2 separate regions of the Homo sapiens genome follow, and region 1 is linked to region 2. Evidence: read pairs that join two places in POLR2A ChIA-PET (ENCODE). Cell type or tissue: B cell. All regions are shown on one strand. Each heading gives the region's core, and the rest is flanking DNA. Links, peaks and the distances in the headings are about the cores only. Region 1 overlaps ZNF710 (zinc finger protein 710). Region 2 overlaps SEMA4B (semaphorin 4B).

Region 1 (2,905 bases), core at 135-2,634, 150 kb after region 2:
GAACTTATCCTGGAAGGCAGGCTTGCCTGTTGGCTCCTCATCTTGGCCTTGAATCACCAGGTTGCTCAGAGACTGCAGTCTCCAGCCCTGCAGCTGAACCTCTGACTTTTTATTTATTTATTTATTTTTTGAGACAGTGTCTTGCTCTGTTGCTCAGTCTGGAGTGCGGTGGAGCAATACTGGATCACTGCAACCTCTGCCTCCTGGGTTCAAGCAATTCTCCTGCCTCAGCCTCCAAAGTAGCTGGGATTACAGGCGCCCACCACCATGCTCGGCTAATTTTTTATATTTTTAATAGAGACAAGGTGTTCACCATGTTGGCCAGGCTGGTCTCGAACTCCTGACCTCAGGTGATCCACCTGCCTCGTCCTCCCAGAGTGCTGGGATTACAGGCGTGAGCTACTGCGCCCGGCCTGACTTTTTATTTTTTTAAGAGATGGGCCTTCCTCTATTGTCCAGGCTGGAGTGCAGTGGTGCCATCATAGCTCACTGCAGCCTCAAACTCCTGGGCTCAGGCAATCCTCCTGCCTCAGCCTCCCAAGTAGGTGGGACTAAAGGCATGTGCCACCACACCTGTCTAATTTTACATTGTTTTTGTAGAGGTGGAGTCTTGCTAAGTTGCCCAGGCTGGTCTTGAACTTCTGGGGTCAAGCGATCTTCTCACCTTGGCCTCCCAAAGTGCTGGGATGACAGGCCTAAGCCACTGTGCCAGGCTTGAGCCACTGATTTAATGCACATTTACTAAACCTATTAGGTGCTTGCTTGTGGGTAGATAGAAGGGGCAAATTAAAGTTCTCACCCTTGGGGAGTTGACTTGCGTAAGCTCAGTCCACATGAAGCACCCGGATCTCTGGGAGGCGGGGGCTGCAGTATGGGGGTGGGGTGGGGTGGGGACAGGGACTGAGGACTGGCTTCCGTGGAGGCAGTTCAGGACCCAACAGAGCAAGAGCGGGGAGGGGGCTCCTGACCCTGGGTCTGGCATTCAAGCCCTCCAGGATGTGGCTCTGGGCCTTTTGCCCCTTGGAGTCCAGGGCCCTGGGGCTGGAGAGGCTGAAGCTGGAGTGGGCGGGACAGGTAACCAGGTGGGAGGAGAAGAGGAAGTTCCAGGCCTGTACACCCGCTGTGAAAAACATGCACGGGATTTCACCGCCTAAGGAAACCAGCCTCTTGGTTTCCCCTGTTGTCCTCCTCGCAGGAGGCTTCAAGGGAAACTCTACTCACATGCGCAGAAGGGAAGAGGAAGCGAGAGCTGGAAGGCCTGTGCCTCGGGGCCCCTTGCCACAGTCTCACTTCTGCCCAGCCCACAGGCCTCAGGAGCCAGAGGCCCAGGGAGCTGCCGCCGGCACGGGGGAGGGGCAGGGGAAGTTCGAGAGTCTCTTCCTCCTGCGATCCTGTCTCTGCCTTGCTTCCCCTTTCTCTGTGGACAGATTCACTGAGCCCCACCTCTGGGAGTCAGAGTGGCTGGGCCCCTGACACAGGGCCACCAACCCACAAACCCCCGTGATGCGCACCATACCCGGCCCTGTTAACAGATGAGGAAACTGAGGCCCAGGGAGGGGAAGGGAATGGTCCAAGGTCACACAGTGAGACGGTGGGGGAGCAAGGGCTAGAATGCAGGTCTCCGGCCCCGCAGCCCCCACAGCCTTTTGGTAGGCGGGATGCACTGCCCATGCCTTCATTTGCTGCCCAAGATGGCTCCCAGGCAGGCTCCACTGCCCCTCTGCCCCCAACTCACCGATGTTTCCTACCTTGGGGCCTCTGCACAGGCTGATTCCCCTGCCAGGACTGCCCTTCCCTCGAACTGGGTGAATTTCCCATCATCTTTGAGGATTTAGTGCAAGCACTGCTTCCCTTGAAGTACATGAGGACAGGATGAGGACCCTCTCTCAGCCTGAGACCATCACTGTCGTGGTAAATCATATGCGTCATCTTGGCTAAGCTATGGTGCCCGGCTGTGTGCTTGGCTAAGCTAGATGTTGCTATGAAGGTATCCTGTAGATGTGACTCACATTTACAATCGGTTGACTTTAAGAAAAGCAGATGACCCTCCATAATGTGGGTGGGCATCAATCAGTTGAAGGCCTTAAGGGCAAACATTGAGGCTTCCCAGAGAAAGAATTCTGCCTTGAGACTGTAACTTATGAATCTTGCTGAGTTTCCAGCCCCCGGGTCTGCCCTGCAGATTTTGGACTTGCCAGCCCCCACAATCACAGGAGCCAATTCCTTAAAAGAGACCTCTCTGTGTACGTGTGTGTGTATATGTGTGTATATATATATATATATAAATATATAGTGTCTCCTACTGGTTCTATTTCTTACTCTAGAACCCTGACTGATACAATAATCACACTGTGGATCATCTCCCCTGACAGCCAGGCCACCCACAGGACAGTGACTGCAGAGGAACAGAGGGGGCCCAGCACGGGAGTGTCTCTAGAGAAAGACACCAGCGTACAGAAAAGGGAAGAGAAGGAAACTGACAGTCGCCAAGGGACCAAGACTGAATGCGGTAAGTGAGATGGAGAGTGAAACTCTTGCCTGAGAGTTCTACCAAGGCTTTGCTCTTCTCTGAGCACCTCACTCCCAGGACAGTCCTGCCTCCTCCTTGGGGTGGTGTCCAGGCAGCATAGGGAAGGGCCTCTCCAAATTAGTTAGCAAGAGCAGATGCACACTCTCAGTGACCTGACCTTGTCCGGTGAATCAAGCCAGAGGGCCCTCCCCACCCCAAGTGCCTTCTTCCTTGCCTTCCCCTGCTAATGGCAGAGTCCCCAGGAGCTCAGGCCCAGGAGCTCTGAGTGCTTTCTCACCTGACGCCCTCCCAGGTGAGAGAGCCCCTCCCACAGGGCCTGCTCTGACAACCCTCGCTCTCTTGATCCATTCCCCAGGCCCGGGTGCACCTACACCT
Region 2 (2,905 bases), core at 95-2,594:
AAGACACGAATTATCTACCATGAAGTGAAAATTCAGGTTATATTTAGTATGTATGGTCAAATTCTATTTTTTGTGGGAAAAATATAAGCATAGGAAAAAAATCCAGAAGGATGTATCACAAAACACTAAAACATGGGCTCCCTGGTAGAATTACAGGTAGCTTTCTTTTCTTTTTTACTTGTTATCATTTTTAGATTCTCTAATAAGCAGGTTATCCTTATATAATGTGAAATATATAAATCAAAGAAAAAAAAAAAGAAACACACACACACTTACCCACCAGGGTACTGTTTATGCTTTGGGTAACTAAAGGGTTTGGAGAGAAATTATTTTTAAAATTCTAAGCAGCTGATGAGAACACAAAAACAAGCAAAGAGCAGCACCCTGACCACCCTCAGGCACGTTGTAGCGGACCAGTGGGTTATGACCACACAAACAGTCTCACGAAGCTGAGGAAGCAAAAAGTGCAACACGCCCAATCAAGCAGCTGTGAAGATGACTTCATGTGTGTTTACCTGTGGAGTGTTTTTACATACCCCCAGCCTGGTTCCATAAAGGGTGGGGAGACATGAAGAAAAGAAAGTAGTGAAATATAAACATTAAAATCAGGAGCAGAGAAAACCCAAATCTGAAGAAAAACATCTCCATCAGCAAGGAAGTAAAAATTCACGAGTAGGTCAATGAGTCTTCGCACAGCTGGTAGAGAAGGGCTGAGCCTTTAGTGCTGGGCCTCCTGGTGGCCAAAGAAAAATGGGAAATGAAGCTACTCCATCCTCAATGTCCATAAGGAGGAACACATATCAGCCATTTGGGGGAAGCTCAGCCTTTTTTTTTTTTTTTTTTTTTGAGATGGTGTTTTGCTGTTGTTGCCCAGGCTGGAGTGCAATAGCACAATCTTGGCTCACCGCAACCTCCGCCTCCCAGGTTCAAGCGATTCTCCTGCCTCAGCCTCCTGAGTAGCTGGGATTACAGGCATATGTCACCACGCCCGGCAAAGTATTTTTAGTAGAGACGGGGTTTCTCCATGTTGGTCAGGCTGGTCTTGAACTCCTGACCTCATGTGATCCACCCGCCTCGGCCTCCCAAAGTGCTGGGATTACAGGCGTGAGCCACCACGCCCAGCAGCTCAGCCCTTTTTTTTTTTTTTTTTTGAGACGGAGTTTCTCTCTTGTTGTCCAGGCTGGAGTGCAATGGTGCAACCTACACCTCTCAGGTTCAAGCGATTCTCCTGCCTCAGCCTCCCAAGAAGCTGGGATTACAGGTGCCTGCCACCATGCCCAGCTAATTTTTGTATTTTCAGTAAAGTCAGGGTTTCATCATGTTGGCCAGGCTGGTCTCTCGTACTCCTGACTTCAGGTGATCCGCCTGCCTCAGCCTCCCAAAGTGCTGGGATTATAGGCCTGAGCCACCGCGCCCAGCCGAAGCTCAGCTTTACACCTGGCAGCAAATGGGGAAGGAAGCCCTCGGGTGGGGGTGACACTAGTTAACAGGATGACGGGGGTCAGGTGGCTGAGCCACCGAGCCCGGCCCTCAAGTAGGCCCTTCTGTCAGGCAGCAGAGACATCGTCTCAATGAGCTGCAGTTTCTCATACATGTCACGGGAGGAATGAGACATATAAAGATCACAGGAGTCTCAAGAGGAGTGAGACCAAGACAGACACTGCGGTCCCTTCTTATCTTTTGGATTTTTCCATAGTTCTCTGGAAGCAAGGGCTGGTTCAGATAAGCTGGTTGCCCGTGCTTATCTACCTGCAAAAGAGCGTTTCCACCTGGGCAGGCCCTGTAAGTCTGGGCAGCAGACCGCCCTTGGAATCTGTCCAGACAAAGAAATGCCAAGAGTCAGAGATAAGCCTCAGTCCCAGGTGGCAACTCAATCCCACTTACGCCTGGGAGAAGGGGTGGAAACCTGCCTCGGGCACTACAGAGTGCAGCCGGCTGGAGGGGAAACCTATAGACCAGCCAGTCCCTGGTTCAGCCCAGGCCTCCAAACGAGCCAGCCACAAGCCCTCCAGCCATGCTGGGAGTAGAGTGAATGAAACGACAAAGGGACAGAAAGGGGAATGTGCCTTGGAGAGGGGGGTGAAGGGCCCCTTAACCAGGCTTTCCCCTTCTGGGGCTTCCCTTCCACACTTGCCTCATCTCTCTGCCCTGAGAGTCAGACTGAAAGCCATGGTGTGCAGAGTAGAGTTAGAGACCTGGGTTCAAAGCCATCCTCTACCACTTACTGGCTGTGTGCCACCAGGACACGCCACTTAACCTCTCAAAGCCCCGTTTTCCTTATCTGTAAAATGGGGAAAATAATAACACTTTGCCTCATGGGGTTGTTATTAGAAAAAATGAGATTACGTATGTAAATAATAATATACATAATAACCCACATTTACTGAGACAGCTTTGCTAAAACAACGTTGCACATGGTTTGCAGTGTGGCATGGTGTCTGGCACGCGACCAACACTCAATGAGTGACTCAAAAACAAAATCCAAAAGCCCCGCAGGAAAATCCGGCCCGGTGAGAGCTGGCAGAAGGGCAGGGCTCCTTGCGGGAGTCGGGCCTCCCTCATCCAGGGGGTTCACGAACTTAGCCTGGGCGATTCTAACTTAGGCACGCACCTGGTCACACGAGGGTCTCATGGCCAAAGCCAGACGGCATCAGCTCAGAAACAGAGACTTGCGTGTCACAGGCTCGTGTTGTGGGCGCGAGCTGGTCTGTGCTCGGTGTGAGTGGTGTTACTGTCTAAGGGCCCAGGTGCTTGGGTCACCTCCAGAGTGACTGCAGACGTCTGTGAAGGACCCTGCCTGAGCTTGCCTGTGGTGTGTGTGTGTGTGTGTGTGTGTACACGGTACCGCAGGGCTTGTCCACGCTTGCGCACTCACTCCTAGGTGCTCTTTGTGCAGGGGTGGAGG

What was found. ChIA-PET counts read pairs that join two places held together with the same protein. Peaks named below come from ENCODE experiments on the same cell type or tissue, not always from the same donor. Only the 100,000 strongest peaks of a DNase experiment are listed, where the experiment ranks them.
Region 1: POLR2A ChIA-PET joins it to region 2 with 5 read pairs; 2 of 35 experiments call an interaction of 5 or more read pairs at or near these places.

What each region holds. Positions count from the first base shown.
Region 1 is chr15:90,058,081-90,060,985 of GRCh38, reverse strand. All of the region lies in intron 1 of ZNF710 (zinc finger protein 710), which reads right to left. Among named protein-coding and RNA genes, the nearest start is that of ZNF710-AS1, 23 kb to the left of the region's middle. RefSeq lists enhancers at 1,187-1,236, 1,247-1,306, 1,427-1,546, 1,372-2,083. In B cell, for the core only: no CTCF peak of the experiment used is centred there; DNase peaks (open chromatin) are centred at 1,255, 2,241 and 2,495; H3K4me3 peaks cover 510 bases; H3K27ac peaks cover 2,500 bases.
Region 2 is chr15:90,212,575-90,215,479 of GRCh38, reverse strand. All of the region lies in intron 1 of SEMA4B (semaphorin 4B), which reads right to left. Among named protein-coding and RNA genes, the nearest start is that of SEMA4B, 13 kb to the right of the region's middle. RefSeq lists silencers at 549-843, 2,788-2,905. In B cell, for the core only: a CTCF peak has its summit at 774 (motif pointing left); DNase peaks (open chromatin) are centred at 549, 1,489 and 2,102; H3K4me3 peaks cover 1,653 bases; H3K27ac peaks cover 2,500 bases.